2 separate regions of the Mus musculus genome follow, and region 1 is linked to region 2. A link is a loop called in an ENCODE intact Hi-C map of the cell type or tissue named here. Cell type or tissue: heart. All regions are shown on one strand. Links, peaks and the distances in the headings refer to the core of each region. The heading gives the core; the rest is flanking DNA. Region 1 overlaps Ttc39a (tetratricopeptide repeat domain 39A). Region 2 overlaps Faf1 (Fas-associated factor 1).

Region 1 (10,381 bases), core at 988-8,987, 290 kb before region 2:
ATTACCCAGACTTTTTTTTCCTGTCTGTTTTTTATGTCAACTTGATATAAACTGGCGTCATCTGGAAGGAGGTAACTTCAACAGAGAAAATGCCCCCCATAAGATCAGACTGTAGGCAAGCCTGGAGGATTTTTTTTTTTTTTTTTTAAGATTAGTGATTGATGTGGGAGGGTGATGTCACCCTGAGCTGGTGGTCCTGGGTTTCATAAGAAAGCAGGCTGAATAAGCCACGAGGAGTAAGGCAGTAAGCAGCCCCCCTCACGGCCTCTGCATCAGCTCCTGCCTCCAGGTTCCTGCCCTGCTTGAGTTCCTGCCCTTGCTGCTCTCTGTGATGAACTGTTCTATGGAACTGTGAGTCCAATCAACCCTTTCCTCCTCTGTGTGTCACGATGTTTCACCTCAGCCATAGAAACCCAAACTAAGACAAGTCTCTCATTCCAGCCTGGGCCTAGAACCCACGTAGCTTAGGCTGTCCGTAAACTTGAAGCCATTTTCCTGCCTTAGGCTAACAATTGTTAGGATTTCAGGTGAGAGACATCACCTCATGCTAAGATCTTTTAAAAATTAATTTTGGGGGGTAGCACACAAAATTATGGATTTTATTGTGACATTTTCATACATATATGAAGGTATATAGTGTACTCTGCCTATTTCCAGCCGCCTTCTCCCCAGTCTACCTTTCTCCAAAGTCTTCCTCTTTCATGTTTTATATATGTTTCTATATCCATCCATCCATCCATCCATCCATCCATCCATCCATCCATCCATCCATCCATCCATCCCTGTTGCCATGATCAACACCATGACGGAGCCAGCTAGTTTTATGTCAACTTGACACAGGCTAGAGTCATCTTTAGAGAAAAGGGAGCCTCAGTTGAAAAATGCCTCTAGATACAGCCACAGGCAAGACTATGGGGCATTTTCTTAATTACTGATGATGTGGGAGGGCCCAGACCATTGTGGGAAGTACACCCCTGGGATGGTGGTCCTAGGTTCTAGAAGAAAGCAGGCAGAGCAAGCTGTGGGAAGCCAGTAAGCGGTGGCCCTCCACGAGCTCTGCATCAGCTCCTGCCTCCAGGTTCCTGCCCTCACTGCTTTCAGTGATGAAACAGTTATTGGAACAGAGTACATAAGCCCTTTCCTCCCCAGGTTGCTTTTGGCCATGGTGTTTCATCACAGCAGTAGTGAACCTAACTACGATAAATTGGTACTAGGATAATGGGGTATTGTTACGTCAGACCTAACCATGATTTGGGAGAATATGGAAGAACTTTGAAATTTTGGGCTAGAAAAGCCAATGAGTGTCCAAAGCGTGGAAGATAAAAATGTTGAGAGCAATACAGACAATGAAGGCCTGGCTTGTGAACTTCTAGAAGGAAGTTTGAGAGTCACTTAAAGACTATCAGGGCTATCTGCTATTTTGAGTTGGGAATCTGTGATTAGGGTTGGCTGGGGCTGAAGAACCCGCTATGATTAACAAGAGACCAGAACCTCTGAAGTAAAATCTTTGCTTTACTGGGGCAATTGATACTGGTTAGCTGGAGCTAAGAAATTAGCAGTGATTAAGAAAAGAGCAGCATTGCGAGGTGAACCCTGGGAAGTGTTTGCTGAAGTCAGCACACAGAAGCTAGAGGCAGCCAACTAAGTTGAGTTACACATTAAGTTAGTTACCCAGGTAGTATTGGTTTTGAAGGCATGAAGGACTCATGAAACACAGCTGAGGCTTGGCACAGAGGGACCAGGATAGACTGCTGAGAAGGTGCAGCCTCAGCAGCAGTTGAAGCTTGCTCCTTTAGGTACACTCAGGAGTGGTATACCTGAATCGTACGTATGATAGCTCTGTTTTTATGTTTGTGAAGAATGTCCACACTGATTTCTATACTGGCCGCACCAATGTAGTCTCAGCAGGCTATAAGGATGTGCTCTTTCCCCATATCCTCACCAATGTTTGTTGTTGCTGGTTTTCTTGCAGTTTTGATTTGCATTTCCCTTATGGCTAAGGATGTTGAACATTTCCCCAAATACTTATTGACTATTTATATCCCAAGTATTACCTATATCTCTTTTGAAAATTGTTACGTATTTTATGTAGTTGTTCATTACTGTGTATGATTATGGTGGGTGTCGGCTCTGTTCTCCCTTTCTACCCTTTGTGAGTCCCTGGGATTGAACTCAGTTGTTATGCTCGTATGACAACCTCTTTACCTGTTGCGCTATCTAGATGACCCCTTCTTTTTCTTTTTCTTTTTTTGAGATAGGGTCTCACTTAGCTCAGGCTGGCCTCAAACTTACAATGAAGCTAGGAATAAACATGAGCTCATGATCTACCTGCCCTCACTTCCCAGCTGCTGCAGTTACAGACTCCATGCCTGGATCCCAACTCATTTGCTGATTGGTTGACTTTTAGACAGACCTTTTATAACCATTTTTTTAAAAACAGACATCACAAGTTTTTTTTTTTTTTTTTAACCTGGTTACTTCACACTAATTGGCAAGTTTTAAATTCTTAGTTAAAAAACCCAAATAGAGCCAGGCAGTGGTGGCACACGCCTTTAATCCCAGCACTCAGGAGACAGGGGCAGGCAGATTTGAGTTTGAGGCCAGCCTGGTCTACAGAGTGAGTTCCAGGGCAGCCAGGGTTATACAGAGAAACCCTGTCTCAAAAAAACCCAAAAACAAAAATAAAAAAAACAAAAAACAAAAAAACCCAAATAAACTGAATTTGTTCGGGGGCAGTGTTCCAGTAAGGAAGATGTCCCTGGGGGTGGGGGATGTAGAGTCTGTCCATTACTTACGAAACTGATTTGGAATTAGTGTATATGTACTCCTGCCATGTCGTTATTAAATTCAGAATATATCACAGGCATCCAATCTAGACAAAACTAGACAGGAGGTTCAGTCCCTGGAATGCACTGCACCCATGTCAGGGACAGGGGAGATCTATAGGTATGGGCAAGGGTGACACCATGTTAGAGGTTCCATGAGGGGATTCCATTACACACTCACAAAGACAAGTTTGGCCATGTTTGAAGGGCAGGCCACCTGAGGGTCTTTGCTCCAGCACGAATGGCACGGGTGAATGTTCCAGGATGTCCTGATGTTCTTTTTCTCCAGTTCTCTTTTGGCCACTGGCAGATACTTTCCTTGGCAGAGCTGTCCTGGGAGGCAGCTGTTTCAAAACTTGGCCACTTGAGGGCAGCACTGAGCCAAACACCTCTAACCCTCTACGTTGTGGGACTTATGCTTATGGGCTGTGTAGGCCACTCTGCAGCTGAAGCAGGGCTCCCCACTTTCCCTGTCAGGTGGCCTACGGATCTAGCAGGCAAGGTCCTTGCAGACATTTTAAGATGGATTGAGATGAAGGTGTAAAGTGAGGGATGTAGGTCTATCACTGAGCCCTGTGAGGGTGCCCTGTTCACTGTTCTGGACCTATACCTCCTTCACATAGTCCCTATTGCAGGTCATCTGTGCCCATGCATGTCCTATCTGCTTCCATGTATATGGGTACCCTTGAGTCTCTGAATCTCCCCACTATCCGGCAGGGCCGCCTGCAGTCACTGCTTCCCAGCAGCACCCTCCATGCTCACCCTGTCTCTGCATTGTCCCAGCAGCCCTGCATGTTGCTCAGGTCTCTCTTGATGGGGCCAAGATGGAGAGGGAGGCTGCTTTGCAGGTATACAACTCCCACCTCTAAACTCCTCGGTTGCTTCAGCATTCTCCCCTGGGGGCTTAGTGACTATAAATCTCTATGGAACCACAGTGAGGGTTGAATTTCATGTGGCACTCACTGCGATTAGAAGGAGGGCTGCTCACATCTCTGCTGCTATCTCCCACAGGCCACCTACATCTACATGAAGGCTGCCTACCTCAGCATGTTTGGGAAGGAAGACTACAAGCCATTCGGGGACAATGAAGTGGAGTTATTCAGGTGGGCCTGACCACAGTGCTCCTGCTGTAGGTCTCACTGTGGACAGACAGGTCAGGCTCTGCTCATGGCTATCTGAGCTTTAGTGATGCGATAGGTACTCCCAGCTCTCAGTTGCCTGTTCCAAAGTGCCCTGTGCCCTTAGTCCCCTCTGGCTACCATGCCATGCCAGTGCTGCTGGTGGTTAGAATCCTGTGAATGTTTGTCATCTCTTTCATCTGGTCACTGAGACAGACGAGGACCCTGTCTTGGCCACCTTTGCAGTGATAAAGCACCAGGACAAGTGCACCACAGCAGGGATGATGGCAGGAGCGCAGTGATAAAGGGACGGGCATGGTAACAACTGCAAATGCAAAGCAGAGAGCAAACTGGGAGTAGGGGAGGCTATGCACGCGCTCTCCAAGTTTGCCCCCAGTGACCTACTTCCTCTAGCACAGTCATATTTCCTAAACCTCTCCCTAGAACAGCACCACCCACTGGCAACCCCGTGTTGAAATCCCTGTAGGGGACATTTTTCATTTAAACCACCAGAATCTGAGGTACAAAGAGATCTCTCCACCAGCTGAGCTTGCTAGAGCCACAGAGCAGCACAGCCAAAGTCATTGAATCAAACCGACAGCATTAAAACCACGGCCCAGCTGGGACGCCTTTTAAGATAGGCTAGTTTTGCAACTGGAAAAGGGGCTTTGAAGACCCTGCAGTAGAATCTGGAACCAAGGGGGCTGCCCACCAGAGTTTTTCATTATTATTTCATTATATCTTTTCAGTATTCTCTTCACCACTTATTTGCCTTTTGTGAAGAGTCAAAAGGTTAACCTGGAGTTGTAGGATGGTGTCTAGGGCTCTCCTCCCATGGTGGAAATGAGGCTGGCCAGCTTCACTGACAGATGCTTGTTAGAGCTGAAATAGTACTGTCTGTGCATAGTCTGCTGCTGGAGCAAACGGTGGCCCCAGCTCACAGAATTCTCCCACAGCCCTTGAGAGGAAGGAGGTAGTACAATCTATACTTTTGAGATTAGAAAACAGACCCTGAGTGGTTCTGCAATGAATACGCAGCAAGGAATCTGGGGTGGCCTCACCCATCAGTTGTTTCCTGAGCCCATACAGCTCGGGGTCTGAGATCCCAGTCACACCCAATGGCCAGGCAGCTGGTAGTGGGTGAGGCTCCAGTCAAGGCATGCCCAGCTGTGTGAATTTTATTCTATCCTTGAAACAGCTGAGGAGGCCACAGTTCAGGAGGCTGGAGTTAATTAAGGGTTTGGGCTGTTTGTCTGTGCAAGTCCCTCTTTTCTCTGGGTGTTGGTCATGCCTGTGAAACTGGGATTAGACTTTTGTGGGCCCTCCCAGGAAGGCCTGGGCGTAGAGGAGAGATAACTAGGAGGCAGGCCTAGATGCATTCTTAAACTAGCTCTGGAACCTTTGCCCAACCATGACCTGAAAGCTATCAGGTCATGCAGGAACTGTGAAATGTGACCATAACCATAGGCTGGCTTGCTCCTTGAAATACTTTTAGAGTCAAGCTCTTTCATCGTACAGTGTGGAAACTGAGGTGTAGCCAGGCAAGCAAAGGCTGGAGACCTGTTCTCTCTATGCTCCTGCTCTTTTGTGGCTGGGGACCTGGACATGTTAGGCAGGAGCTCTCCCACTGACCTGCAATCTCAATCCTTCTTTCCCATTTCTTCAGGGCCGTGCCAGGCTTGAAGCTCAAGATTGCTGGGAAATCTCTACCCACAGAGAAGTTTGCTATCCGGAAGTCCAGGCGCTACCTCTCCCCCAACCCCATCTCCTTGCCGATCCCTGCTCTGGTAGGTAGGAAGAGAGCCTCTGGGTCAGAGGGTGGATGAAGGGACCAGAAAGGGTTTCACAATTCACCTAGGCTGGGAGACAGACCAGCAGGCTGCAAGATGCCTCAAGGATGGAAGAGCTCTCCGAGACACTACATAACACCCCAGCCCCAAGCAGAGGGATCACCTGGCTGTCTTGTTCTTACAGTGACTATTCTGTTGTCACAGGGTTCTAATTGCTATTTACATAGTCACCCTCATTAGATCAACCTTTTCTGAAGGGAGGGTTGGGGGGGTCTCAGGCCAAGTTATGTTTGACTCTGAACAAAACCTTCATAGTAGGGGGTATAAAGCCTAACACAGGTCGGTAGTAACTTGAATAGCTCATACAGATGGAGTAAAAAAAAAAAAAAAAAAAAAAAATCAAGAGATGTAAGAGGCTAAATCCAGGGCCACTGTTAAGCTAATTCCATGAATGACTGGAGCTGGCATCAAAATAAGCTGAGTCCACAAAAGTAGGAGCCCTGCTCTGCTCTGCTTGTTGGATAAACTTTCCTGTTCAATGGTGTGTTACCTTAGGGAGCCCTTCTATCTACTGTAAAGTCAGCTCTTCCTTGGCACCTGGCCCAGTTCTAAAGGATTTTACAGACTGTGTGTGGCAGCACATGTCTGTAATCCCAGCGTGTGGGAGGTAGAGGCACAGGGGTATCCTCAAGCTACGCCATGAATTTGACGCCAGTCTGGAGTACAAGAGACCCTGTCTCAAAAAGATGCACAATCAAGTTATTACTATCATAATGGGCATGGGGTATCATGGGAAGGGTGGGAGTGACTATGCCCGCTTCTGTACAAAGTCACCTGTGATTAAGGGCACTGGGAGGACAGGCTGTGGACTTCTAGAGCCGTTATAGCCAGTTTTCTATCTTGAGACCACAGAGCAACTTAAGGAACACTGACCTAAATCTACATTGAAACAAAAACCCTGACAACCTTTAGGGCCTTATATAAATTGCACCCAGTATCCATTACCTGTCCTGATGGTTTAGGATGACTCTAAGCTAAGTTATTGAAAGTTTAATGAATTTCCTGCCAGTCAAGGAAAAAAGGATCAGGATGCATTCTAATCTCGATGAGGAGGCTGCCATCCTTGAGCCTGTTGTGGGGGAAAGGGACAGTCTTAGGCTCGACTGTCCTGAGTGGCTTAGTAGCTTCCTCCAATAAGGGAGGTCCTGCCAGCGGGAGTAGGGAGGGTTCCATGAACAGTGTTGGGCATGGCCTAGTCCTCAAGAAAGGAGTCTGGATGAAGAGAGGGTATGAGAGTATTCATGCAAGGTACAGTAGGTAAGTAGCTGAAACCTAATGGCTGTTGGATTACCCTAAACCCTTATGGAATCAATAAGCTCAATAACAAATCCCTGGTAAGGTTGCTTCCACAGTGCCCTCAATCCTACAGCTTTATAGGCTAGAAGGAGACTTGAAGATCAGGGATCCAAAGGCTCAGGACCTTTTGAACTGAGCTGCCTGTTTTACAGACGGGAAAACTGAGGCCCTGCTGAGGCAGAGACCTAGAACTGACTTGCCCCACCCACTCCCTCCCTCTCTCAGGAAATGATGTACATCTGGAATGGCTATGCTGTGATTGGGAAGCAGCCGACACTCACGGATGGGATGCTGGAGGTCATCACCAAGGCTGAAGAGATGCTGGCAATGGGCCCAGGTGATTACCCTCAGGCTCCTGACCCGCTAGGTCAGGTCTTTAGAGTTCAAGGTTCCTATGCCAGAAATGTCCTCCTTATCCCTCTATCCTACTAACCAGCCTTTTACAAGACCAGTGTCAGCTCCTCTCACTCAGCAAGTGTCCCCGCTCCTCGTCCAGGGCCTTCTCTTGAGCGTCCTCCAGTCACTCCTAACTCACTCTGGAGCCATTATCTCAATATCTGTCTTTTCTTCTCAGATGTGAGTCCCCTGAGGTGAATCGGTCTTGATTCACCTGTGTCCTGGGTTCCTGAGGGGCTCCCTGAGTAACTTGCAGAAGTGAGCAAGCCTACCTTCTTCCCCCACACCTCTATTCTCAGAGAATGAGTACTCAGCAGATGACGACTGCTTGGTTAAATTGCTGAAAGGCCTGTGTCTGAAATACCTGGGCCGAATCCAGGAGGCAGAGGAGAATTTCAGGAGCATTTCTGCCAAGTAAGTGCCTTTGCTACTCCCGCTGGGCTTGGCTTCTCCATCCTCCTACTCCTCCCACCAGCTCACTCACCATACATTTGCTGATGTCTACTCTGTGCCAGGATAAGAGATACCAGGAAAGGCTATCAGGGCGATGGTTAATTTGGATGTTTATAGCTCATGGTTTTAATCTTAGCACTTGGGAGGTAGAGGCAGAAAAATTTCTAAGTTTGAGGCCAGGACATAGCAAGACCTTGTTCCAATAAACAAACACAAATTAATAAATTTGGAAGTTTAGCTAGAAGACAAAAACAAAAGAGAAAGTTTTAAGTGGAGTGTTCGTGGGCACAGGACACACAGCAGAAGCTAGTGACAACAGTGAGGATCTTTCCTGCCTAAAACTATAGAGAAAGGCCAGACTAAGAAGGGCCTTGTCTTCACAGGATAAAGACAGATAACCAAGAAAGGATATGGCAAAAAAGACTGTTGTCTCTAGGACAGAATGAAGCAAGGGTCAGAGATACTAAAATAGGAACAGGCTTCCCAGTTTAAGAGACCAACCTGGAGTGACAGAGGTTGAGGACTGTAACAGGGAGGTGGGCTAAGGATGCCAGAAGGCTCTGGTGAAGATCCCAGCCTTTCTAAGGTAAGGATTTGAAGTTCTGAAGGCTGTGGAGAGGACCTGAAGGGTGGGCCATGTCTGCTTCTGTTTTGCAGTGAAAAGAAGATTAAATATGACCATTACTTGATTCCAAATGCCCTACTGGAACTGGCCCTGCTATTTATGGAGCAAGGCAGAAATGAGGAGGCCATCAAACTCTTAGAGTCTGCAAAGTAAGGCTTGGTCAATCCTCATATTTCCTAGCTGTACTCCCTTTGACCTAAGGTGCCCAGATATCAGTGAGGATGCTGGCAAAGGCAGTGTTCTGGGAACTCAGTTCTGACATGCTACAACAGAGCTTTCCCCTCAGTTTACAAATAACTGGCTGGAATTATTGAGACAGAAAGTAAGCTTCCAATGGCCCACCCTAAGCCAGCTGTGGAGCTGGTATAAAGACCTAAGTCTCCAACAGGACCAAGAGTGGTAAGACAGTAGCCCCTTGTAAATAAGTCTTCCTTTAGGCAAGGGCTCAGCTTAGTCTTGAATCCCTTTCAAAGTCCTAAAAACTACAAAGTGTTCCAGTTGTATACGGATGAGGGTGGTGTCTCACATAGCTCAAATGGGGGATTGGAGTATGACACACCTCCCAGAAGAGCCGAGCTTCACCTGTGATCCTCTGCTCCCCTTTAGGCAAAACTACAAGAACTACTCCATGGAGTCAAGGACACATTTTCGAATCCAGGCAGCCACACTCCAGGCCAGATCTTCCCTAGAAGATGGCAACAGATCTCTAGTCTCGTCAGTGTCCTTGTAGCTTTCTGCAGCACTCTTGGGCTGCACGATGAACAGACAGCTAGCTGGACAGAGCACCTGGAAACATTTCTAAAGATCACCTCCCCTGCCCTGCCCTTCCTTGGGGTCCACCTGGTGCTCCAGTAGGATTGCACAAGAATATCTGTGCAGAAGCAAAGACAGCATTTTTACCAGTGTGGCCAAAGCCTTCACACATACGGGTACTTGTTTTACACTGTGATGTTTAAGAGAATGTATGAACAGTTTACATTTCTTTAGAAATACATCGATGGGATTATAATTGGTGTTTAAAAAACCAAACCAAACAAACTACCCCCCCCCTCCAAACAAACAAAAGCAACCCGACTGCCTGGAAAGCTGTTTAGCTCCTGACCTGGAAGTTCTCTACATGCTATTAAAGGCCACACTGCTTCTCAGACCTCAGCTTTTGAGGACAGGGGTTCCTAGCATCTGAGTCATTGCAAATTCCAGGACAGCCACAGCTACGCAGTGAGACACTGGGTCCAAACAAAATAAAGCAAATTAAGTTGCTAACATTTAATATAGTTTTCATATACATTTTTGTCTTCTAATTGAAAAACAAGGCAAGGGAATCAGACGCGTAAGCCATTCTTTGAGAGTCTGAAGCCTGACGAGGTACTTAAGACCCCTGGTTAAAAGTAAAACATGAAAGGATCTGGCAATAGAATAGTAAAGTCTTACTTAACAGGACAACAAACAGGAGGCTACCCTACAGCCTGCTAATTATGATGTCAGCCAAAACAAAACACTTGATCCTTTTTCTCCCTTAATTCTACTTTTTTTTTTTTTCCCAAAAGAATCCTTTCTACAGACAAACCTTTTTTTAAAGCCTAGATGCTGGGAGACCAGTCTGAGCAGGATAGGGTGAGGAGTGATTAGAGAGCAGCTACTGAAGGAGGGTGAGCCTTTGAGGCCCTACCACTATGCCAAAGCAGCACCTGTCACATGATGCTAACACATGTAAAACTGCAGCCTACAAAACTGCTACGGCTGATTTCCTACTGAACTTCATTTAACTAGCACATTTTTACCTCGGTTGCCCTGGTTGCAGTCTGGCTAATGACAATT
Region 2 (10,381 bases), core at 1,389-9,388:
TATTTATATATCTTGAAAATTGTATGTTATAAAATACTATCATGAGTTATAGAAGTTTTAATAGTAAATAGTTGCTGAGCAATGTTAGATGTGTTGATATGTAGTTATCTTGAAGTTATAAAACTCTTTGGAGTTTATTCTTGGAATCCTCATAGTGCAAAGAAAGGACCAGCTCCCATAGTTTGTCCACTGACCTCTATATGATCATTGCTGGATCTACTTTGGTGTGTGTGCCACATGTGCACCCTTCTCCCACAGACAAACAAATATACAAACAAGTAAATATGGTTTTAAAAATTACAAAGGGAAATTAACATTTCTTTATTGTTCCTTTTTTTTTTTTTGGGAAGATCAGAAAGTATGGCCTTGTGCTTTGAGATACTTTCCTTTGGGTAAGAAAGTTGAAATAGTACAGTAGTTATTTTGGTAGGTATTAATAAAGACAGACACTGTTATCCTTGTTTATAGTTAAGGATAATAAGGCATGAAGTGACTTGATGTCGATGGTTCAGCATGATGTTGGTGTAGGGAGAGTTTTCTGGTTCAGCGTGTCTCTGTCCAATTATGAATGGGATAATTGATGTAAACTTTAAGAAATCAAAGTACAGGTGCTATGTATTCTATATTTGCCATGGTGCTTTTCAAATCAATCATAGAGAATAGAAGTATGTGACAATTATTTGTTAATAGATGTAGGGTGTCTGTAAGTTAACAATATACACTCACCTTTTTTTTTTTTAAACTCTTGAGGACCATTTTAATCTTGGGGGCTTTTAATTGAAAAACAGCAGGGTAGGTAAGCAAGCTGACCAGAGGCTGGTGATGGAAAGAGGAAGAGAGAAAGGTACACCTTTTGTAAAGGAGGTTGTCAAATAGTTGCCTACCGTTTTCACTTGGTGGAAGCAGGAGGAGGATGTCAGAGCTAAAAAAAAGAAAGCTCAGAGCTATCTCTACACATACATACATATATACATACATAAACTGTAGCATGCTTATCTGTTTAATTATCTGAGCCTCTTCTAATATTCTTGGCAGATTTGAACATCACCCTCTATGCATATTTTTTAGAAGAGGTTTTATTTGTTTTTAGCTTGTTTTTTTGCTTTTAATTATTTTTAAGCTTTTGTTTGTTAGTTTGTTTGTTTTACAGTCCAGTCTCTATTCCCCTCCCGCTCAGCCCTCTGACAGTCCCCATCCCATTCCTCCTCCCCCTTCTCCAAGAGAATGCCCCCTCCTCCCTGCCAGGCTTCACTGCACCTGTGGTCTCAAGGCTCTCTCAGTGTTTAGGTGCATCTTCTCTCACTGAGGCCAGATCAGGCAGTTCTCTGCTGTATTTGTGTTGGGGGCCTCAGACCAGCTAGTGTATGCTGCTGGGTTGGTGGCTCAGTATCTGAGAGATCTCCAGAGTCCAGGTCAGTTGAGACTGCTGGTCTTCCTATGGAGTCACCCTCCTTCATAACTTCTTCCAGCCTTTCCCTAATTCAACCATAAGGGTCCCTGGCTTCTTTCCATTGGTTGGGTATCTGCATCTGACTCTTTTAGCTGCTTGTTGGGCCTCTCTGAGGGCAGCCATGCTAGGCTCCAGTCTGCAAGCACACTTTACAATCAGTAGTAGTGTCAGGCCCTGTACCTCCCCTTGAGCTGGATCCCAATTTGGGCCTATCACTGGACTTCCTTTCTCTCAGGTTCTTTTCCATTTTTTGTCCCTGTAGTTCCTGAAGGACAATTCTGGGTCAGAACTTTTGGCTGAGGCATGTAAACCCCATCCTTCTACTTGATGTCCTGTCCCTTTACTGTAGGTGGACTCTATAAGTTCCCTCTCCCCACTGTACAGTACTTCAGCCAAAGTCCCTCCCTTTGAGTCCTGAGAGTTTCTCACCTCCCAGGTCTTACTTCCCAGGACATTCTAGAACGCCCCCACCCCAGGTTGCCTGTTTCTATTCATTCTGCTGGCACTCAGGACTTCACTCCTGATTCCCCCTCCCCACCTGATCATGTTCCTCTTTTCCCCTCCCTGTCCCCTCTTCTACCCAGGTTCCTTCCTTCCTCTGCCCCTCATGAGAACAGTTGTTGTTGGGTTTTTTTTTTTTTTTTTGGTATGTGAACAGACTCTTAGAAGTACTCACAATTGCTCAAATTGTATTTTTCCTTATGAAAATAGTTTTGAGTTAAACATTGTTGTTAGTATTTCCATCTCTATGATTTTACTCATAATTTTCAAAGTTACATTTGCTTTGGATATAAAGAACCTCTCAGTTAAAACTCTTTGTTTAGTATGTGTAAATCTGAGGCAATGGGGACTGTTAAGGGTATGTGATGGAAATAGGACTTCCTTTTCAAGATAACTACCCCAAGGAAGAAACGTAAGAGTTTCTAAGCAGTCAGAAGTTACTTGGTCTTCTTAGTTGTGGGAGTATGAACATAAAAGGCTCAGAGGTTTCAGAGTTTAAGATTCTTTCAGCCGGGTCTCGTGACACACGCCTTTAATCCCAGCACTGGGGAGGCAGAGGCAGGTGGGTTTCTGAGTTCAAGGCCAGCCTGGTCTACAAAGTGAGTTCCAGGACAGCCAGGGCTACACAGAGAAACCCTGTCTCGAAAAACAAACAAACAAACAAACAAAACAAAACAACAAAAAAGATTCTTTCGGGCTGGTGAGATGGCTCAGCAGGTAAGAGCACCCGACTGCTCTTCCAAAGGTCCTGAGTTCAAATCCCAGCAACCACATGGTGGCTCACAACCATCCCTAACAAGATCTGACTCCCTCTTCTGGTATGTCTGAAGACAGCTACAGTGTACTTACATATAATAAATAAATAAATCTTTAAAAAAAAAAAAAAAAGATTCTTTCATATGAGTCTACCCTGGTATCTTTTATTCTACTTTTTTGGGATCTCATTCCTTCTAAAATCGTACCATAATTTTCACAAGAGACTTAGAAAGTGTATGTTCAATTTCCACTGTAATCCCAGATCAATTGAACCCATTCTCAGCAAGGTCACACCTGTTAGAAAAAATAAACTTTTGAAAGGCCATACTCAGAACTTTGTACTTTCATGACCTCAGTTGAATACTATGAACTGGGCTTGCCCTTTCTTCTGTAACTGCATTAGTCAGAAGGAGATCTTATACATAACAGTCGTTGTCATTCTCTTTACAAGAGTTACTCATCCACTTCATCATTTTAGTCGCTTAGTTTTTGTTAGGAAGCAAAGATTGAACATAGTGAAATTGTATACCAAAGTGCCAAAGATACTATAAAGGAGTGTGTATGGGGCTGATCTCTAGATTAAACTGAGTAGATTTTGTACACATAGGGAGAAGATATCCCCTCTATGTTATGAGAGAGAGAGAGAGAGAGCACATATGTGGGTTAGATTGTAGATTTAGGAGTAAGTAAAATCTTCTTTGATAGCTTGTTTTTTCTTAAGAAAACTTTTAAAACCAGGAATGAGATAAAAGAGAAAATTTAAAAAAGTTTCAAAACAGTGTTTGTGATAGAAATAGCAAGTCAAATATCAAATACTGAGTCATTGAGAGTGACTGGAAAGTACCTGTTTTCAAAAGTAAGTGTGTGTGTCGGTATCCAGAGGGAAGCTTAGAGGAGTTAGTTCTCTTCTCTATTATATATGTTCCTGGGATGGGACTGAGGTCATCAGGCCTCTCAGCAAGAGCCCTTACCCACTGAGGCATCTTACCAGCCTAAGATACTTTTTAATTGTCATTTGACACTTGACTAACGTGGTACCATAAGGCAAAAATCTAATTGTAAATGATATAATAGTATTAGTTAGAATAGAAAAGCGAGAATGACAGGGAAAATAACGTGGCCATTAGCCATTGTTAAAGATTTGTTAAAAGAAAGAGAACTTGGCTTTACCACAAGTGTATCAAATTGATAGGAATAATATGCAAGGGCCAATGGAGATGGTCCTTGATGAGTCTGTGTAATGAAGCAGAGATCATTTCTTCTTTCTGTCAACATTTTAGTGACTTTGGAGGTGAGACCATGCCAGGACCCACATTTGATCCAGCAAGTCACCCTGCTCCAGCTTCAACTCCCTCTTCTTCAGCGTTTCGACCTGTAATGCCATCCAGGCAGATTGTAGAAAGGCAGCCTCGAATGCTAGACTTCAGAGTTGAATACAGAGACAGAAATGTTGATGTGGTACTTGAAGACAGCTGTACTGTTGGTAAGAATTACCCTCATAAGCCTTCATAAATGAATAATTCTTTAGGCAAGTTCCAAGTTTACATAATTCTTTTCCTTTGAGTTGACTATCAACAAGAAGGGAAAGAAACACATTGAACTGGGTACTTTCTCAAATAGGTATTGTGCTCTTAATTTGAATATACATTGTGATATTAAGGTAAGTTCAAGAATCATTTTTGGTGTACTATTTTAACTTCTTAAATTGTTGCTGTTATTTTTGAGTGCTTTTGCCATTACAAAGTATTTTCTCAAAGGCACTGCACATACTTGACAAACACTTGACCACTGAGCCATATTCACAGCTCTGGTTTGTACTGTTTTGGATTGCTGTAAACTAAACGTCTAGCAGCTTCAAAAAAAATACTGGAATTTAATTTGAGTTCACTGTATACCATCTCTGCCACTAAAGCATACTCGTACTGTTCCTATTGTTTCATACTGCTGTGTCTGTTTTGTGCTGCCACAAAAGACTACATAAGCATAAGTAATTTTATTAAACATTAAAATTAATTTTCTTATATTTCTGCAGGGAAGTCTTAAGACTAAGGCACATAATCACAGTTTGGTGTTACCTTCTGTCTGCTTCTAGGATAGAATTGTGCTTTATTCCCTGAAGGGAGTAAAGTATCATGACCTTACATGACAGAAGGCAGGAAGGGCAAAAGGGATGGACTTGCTTTGTTAAGCATTTTAATAATAATCTCTTTGCCTAATTTACCCCTTAAAAGCTCTGCTTCTAGATACTGTGTTTTAAATTAAGATTTTAATTTTTGTGAGACTTTCATACATGAAAGTGTTTATGTCCCTTTTACCCTCTTTAACTTTTCCCATGTTCTCTGCTCTCTTTAGCTCATGACCTCTATTTCTTTAATTATTATTGTTACAGTCACCTACTATAATTCATCCAAAGTGATCTATATAGGGCAAATATTGCATGATAGGTGTTACTCATGCATTTCTTCACAGTCTGGTTCTATTTGTTCTGGATTGCAGTTATTCTCTCACAATGAAATGGATGCCAATTAGGACTTGTGAGCCTTCTCCTTACTTACATTTGGTATAAATATGGAAGGCATGCTAGTGGATAATATTTGGGACTTGATAGAATGTTGTTCTTTTGCTGCGATTGATTTCCTAAATTCTAAGAGTTGTGTCACTTATTGTTTGAATCTCTTCTGTTTTCAACTCCTTTTCAGTTCAGGAAAAGGTTTCTTTGATGTGTAAGCAAATTGATTTCTTTATGTAATTTACATGTATTCATTTATATTTTCTGTGAGACTGGTGCACTTTTTCCAACACACAATCCCTAGTGTGTATTTAAGTTACTCCCTGTTTCTCACATTGTGTTAGCTTTACTTTTGTGCAAACCTCCTCCTTAAGCTTCAAGATCTCATATATAATTTTCTCCTGTGACACAGTTAACTTCCATGGATGTGGTAATTTGAATACTTTAAAAATGAATCTTAAATATCAGTTCTTTCTTTGTGTTTAAGGTTTTCCTTATGAATGTTTACTTTTCAATCTTAGAAGACCAGGTCTTATTTTAAAATTCTTTCTCCAGTCATAGTATTTGACACAGTCATATCTATTGAGGGGATGAGTGAGTGGCTTCAAGAAGAGAAAGTAGGGTTTATATAGATTAACTACCCATAATAGAACATTTTAAAATAGACATACCAAATTTTCTGACTTGCAGTAAACTGTCTTACTGTTTTCAGGAATTGAACAAATGTTAATTTCTTTGTAGAAAAATGATGCTCATTAAGATAATGCTTTTGTTGTTGTTTTGTTTTTTATTACCTGGTAGATGGAACAAGATGAAAAAAAGGAAGGCTAAATTCAGTCAAAAAAGTTATACTAGAGTGACACCTAGTGGTAGCTGCGCTGGTTACTGGTTTATTTCGGTTTTATACCTAAAACCTTCTGAGTTTTGTTTTCTAATTTTGAATAATTTAAAGACATTTTAAAGGACTTGCCCTTTTATAAAGTACTTCCTGAATAAAATAATGTGATATTCTGAGGGCAGAGATTTTTATGTATTACTGTGTGTCCAGGATCTACCAATGGATTTTGTGCCAGTTATTTGTTTAATGAAGTTTTTTCTATCAGTGCTATGAACAAACCTGAGTTTTCTAGCTCCATTTAGCATGTTGAGTCATTTGTTTCTCCCGCCCACATGCTTTTAATCTACTTTTAAAAAGCTATGTTTATTATCTTGAGTATCATTGTACTTTAAAAAAATGAGCTTGAAAATATAAACATTTAAAGCATTTACCACATGCAATTTCACTCTGAAGTTTACGTGTTTTAAAACTAGTTTTGCCCAGAATCTCTGAACTACTTTTTTGATCTTAACCCTGTGAATCAGATTAGCAGTGTGACTGAAGCACTCCAGAGCCTCAGACATATCTTAAGAATAATTAATAATCACCAAGTGAATCTTTTTGGGAGGAGGTTGTTGTTGTTACAGTGATTGCAAAAACAGGGAGCATGATCGTCTTCCGTGCCTTGCAGAGATGCTGTGAGGGTAAAATGATGGGCAAGTGTGTACGGTAGATCATCATAGACTTTACTATTGAGGAGTATAGACAGTGAACGTTTGTTACTATTGGTTTATCTGTACAGAACTTGTTAACTTTTTGTCAGATATTGTATCCCAACAAAGTGTAATTTTTAATCTTGAGTTAGCAGCACATTGAATATAAATTGAACTGTGATCTTAATATTAGTTTTTTATTTAAAACATAATTGAAATATATCTTTAGTTTTGTCATCTTGACTAACTTTTTTAAATACATACATACACACACACACATATATCTATGCATGGAGTATAATGTGATGCTGCTGTTCATATATACATTGTAGAATGAACAACTCAGGTTAGTTAACATTGATCTCATGTACTTATCATTGATTTGTGTTAAGAAAATTTAAAATTCACTTTAAAAAGCTATTTTGTAATGTGAAATATATTATTAACAATAATCACTATAGTGTTCAGTAGATTATTTGGAATTATTCTTCCCACCCCTTTGTTCCTTTGTCTGAAACTTCCCCTTTTCTTGCCAGCTTTTTCCTCAACCTTAATTTTCTCCTAGACTGTAGTAATCACCTTCTACTGTATTTCTGTATGGTTTCTTTCTTAGATTTCACATATAGCTTGGTTATGCATAATTGTTAGTTTGTGTTTGACTTATTTCATTTAGCATAATATCTCCCATATTTATTCTTATTGCAAATACAGAATTTTGTTCTTGTTTAAGGATGAATACTGTTCCATTGCATACATACACATACCATATTAAACAATACTCATTCATATGTTGATTGGCATTTAGGTTATTTTCATTTCTTTACTACAGTGAGCTTGGATATATAGATATCTATCAGTAGACTGATCGCAACTTCTTTGGGTATTTTCTCAAATGAGCTATTTCTCTCTCTAGATTTACATTTTAAAATACTGTGTTTATTTTAAATAGGGAAATATATGAAGAAATAAGTGTCCTCCTCTTTCTTCATTCTGGCTTCCCACTGTGCTCAGTTTGATTGTTGTTTTGTTAAAAACCTTTTCATTATACTTTTAATATTGTTCTTTCAGCTTTATCCATCATGTCAGCATTTATTGTCTTTCAAGCAAGACAAGAATTAAAATAGACATTTTTCCTAATATTTTCATTTTCTTCAAATTTTTTCAAGCATGCTCCTCCCTCCCTCCCTCTCTTCCTCCCTCCCTCCCTTCCTTCCTTTTATTCAATGTGTTTTTTTTTTTTTTTTTTTTTTTTTTTTTTTTTTGAGGCAGCATTTCTTGTGTAGCCTTGTTGCCTTGTCTGTCTGGGAGCTTGTTATGTAGACCAGGCTGCCTCCCTCTGCCTTGGAATGCTGGGCCTCAGGCCTTTTCTTTTGTTAATTTTTATATGTTTTTTTTCCCCACAACAATTATTTTTTTCTATTAAAGGAGGAAATGCACACAGTAGTGTGTTCATGCATTTTATATGTCACAAGACTGTTAAGACATATGATGCACAGGAAGAAAACACTGTGTATCAGAGCTGAAGTTAATAAACTAGAAAATTTATAAGTCATAGGGGGAAGGAATGAAATGTAAAGGGTTTATTTTGAGGTTAATAAAAATCAGTAATCTTCTTGCTATGTGTATTAGTCAGAGTTCTCTAGAGTCACAGAACTTATGGACAGTCTCTATATAGTAAAGGAATTTATTGATGACTTACAGTCTGCAGTTAATTCCCAACAATGGTTCAGTAGTATCTGTGAATGGAAGTCCAAGGATCTAGCGGTTACTCAGTCTCACACAGCAAGCAGGCAAAGGAGCAAGAGCAAGACTCCCTTCTTCCAATGTCCTTATATTGTCTCCAGCAGAAGGTGTAGCCCAGATTAAAGGTGTGTTCCACCACACCTTTAATCCCGGATGACCTTGAACTCGGAGATCTAATCTAATCCATAGCCACAATGCCTCAAGATCTCCATACCAAGATCCAGATAAGGATCTCCAAGCCTCCAGATAAGGGTCACTGGTGAGCTTTCCAATTCTGGATTGTAGTTCATTCCAAATATAGTCAAGTTGACAACCAGGAATAGCCACTACACTATAATTAACAAGAAGAATAGTGAAAACATAGATTATCCATATTGGAAAGGAAAGAGATACCTGAAGATATAACATTGACTAAGATTTGTATATAAGTGTGTATACGCTCTATTCATATGTGTAATTTTTTTTTCTAGACAGGGTTTTCTTTTTTTTTTCTTTTTTTCTTTTTCTTTTTTTCTTTTTCTTTTTTTTCTTTTTTTCTTTTTCTTTTTTTTCTTTTTTTCTTCTTTTTCTTTTTTTTCTTTTTCTTTTTCTTTTTCTTTCTTTTCTTCCATTTTTAGACAGGGTTTTCTACAGCTCTGGTTGTCCTAGAACTCACTCTTTAGACCAGGCTGGCCTCGAACTCAGAAATTCGCCTGCCTCTGCCTCCCGAGTGCTGGGATTAAAGGCGTGCGCCACCCCACTTGGCAAGAAAACCTCATGACTTCATGAATGAATCTGTCTAACATTTAAGAATACTCTCAGTCCTCAAATAGGGTGAAAGACTCCGAAAAGGAGCCCCTTGCTCAGGCCTCAGGACAATAGCGGACATCCAAGAACTCACGATAGACCGAGCTTGATGCAAACCACATGAGGCTTTATTTGGGGAAAGCCAGAGCTCTGGGGACGACTCATATCCCACGCAGGGGTAGAGGAGTCGACCTCGAGGGGAAAGAGGTCCCAGTTTTTATAGGCCCTCAGGGGGGAAAGGAGAAGGGGGGAGTAGGGGATTTCCAGATCTAAACAATATCTATTCTAAAATGATTGATTCCTCAAGAAATGGGTATGGGAAGGAAACAAGGAAAGAGTCTAATGAAGGTGCAGCACTCCGGATTGGCCCCGAATATGGTTGCTGGGGAGATTTTCTGACTCTTTCCCAGAAACCAATATCACAAACACCTGGCAGTGAGGTGCAGCAATGGGCACACATCTGGTCAGAACATTGGCAGACACACAGGTTCGAGGAGTGGCCAGAGCATTGTGCACTTCTATTTTTCTAAATCAGTGAAGCTAGTTCTACTAACAATGAAATCTATTTTGCCAATTTCAGGGCTTCTGTGACCTTTTACATTCTGTCAGGATCTTTCAAGGGAAAGAGGAAACATTTTTATAATTATTTCATGAGACAAATATTGTCTTGATAGTTAGACCAGAGAGATATTATAAGAAAAGGAAATACTTGCATTATTTCTCTTTCTCTTTCCCTCTTTCCCTTTTTCTTTCTTTCTTTCTTTCTTTCCTTCTTTTCTTTTCTTTTCTTTTCTTTTCTTTTCTTTTCTTCCTTTCTTTCTTCCTTTCTTTACACACACACACACACACACACACACACACACACACACACACACAAACGTGCATGTTTGTCCTTTTTTTTGAAACATAGTTTCTCTGTGTAGCCTTGGCTCTCCTGGAACTCACTCTGTAGACCAGGTTGGCCTCAAACTTAGAAATCCACTTGTCTCTGCCTCTAAGTGATTCAAGGTGTGCAACAACACAGCCCAGAAGAAAACATTTCTTAAAACAGGGTGAAAGGAGAAAACTGATTTGACATGTATGCTTTGGCATGTTTGCCCTCACCA

What was found. A loop is a pair of places that touch in the nucleus more often than their neighbours do. Peaks named below come from ENCODE experiments on the same cell type or tissue, not always from the same donor. Only the 100,000 strongest peaks of a DNase experiment are listed, where the experiment ranks them.
Region 1: a loop joins it to region 2, with 2.8 times the contacts of the local background. A loop is called at or near these places in 11 of 42 quality-filtered maps.

What each region holds. Positions count from the first base shown.
Region 1 is chr4:109,434,913-109,445,293 of GRCm38, forward strand. Ttc39a (tetratricopeptide repeat domain 39A) reads left to right here. Exons shown (of 18, transcript NM_153392.2): 13 at 3,837-3,928; 14 at 5,610-5,730; 15 at 7,315-7,426; 16 at 7,785-7,899; 17 at 8,596-8,712; 18 at 9,170-9,833. The coding sequence ends at 9,293. Among named protein-coding and RNA genes, the nearest start is that of Ttc39a, 33 kb to the left of the region's middle. In heart, for the core only: a CTCF peak has its summit at 4,398 (motif pointing left); a DNase peak (open chromatin) is centred at 5,109; H3K27ac peaks cover 780 bases.
Region 2 is chr4:109,723,403-109,733,783 of GRCm38, forward strand. It overlaps Faf1 (Fas-associated factor 1), which reads left to right. Exons shown (of 19, transcript NM_007983.2): 4 at 3,988-4,190. Among named protein-coding and RNA genes, the nearest start is that of Faf1, 52 kb to the left of the region's middle. In heart, for the core only: CTCF peaks have their summits at 6,082 (motif pointing left) and 6,287; no DNase peak of the experiment used is centred there.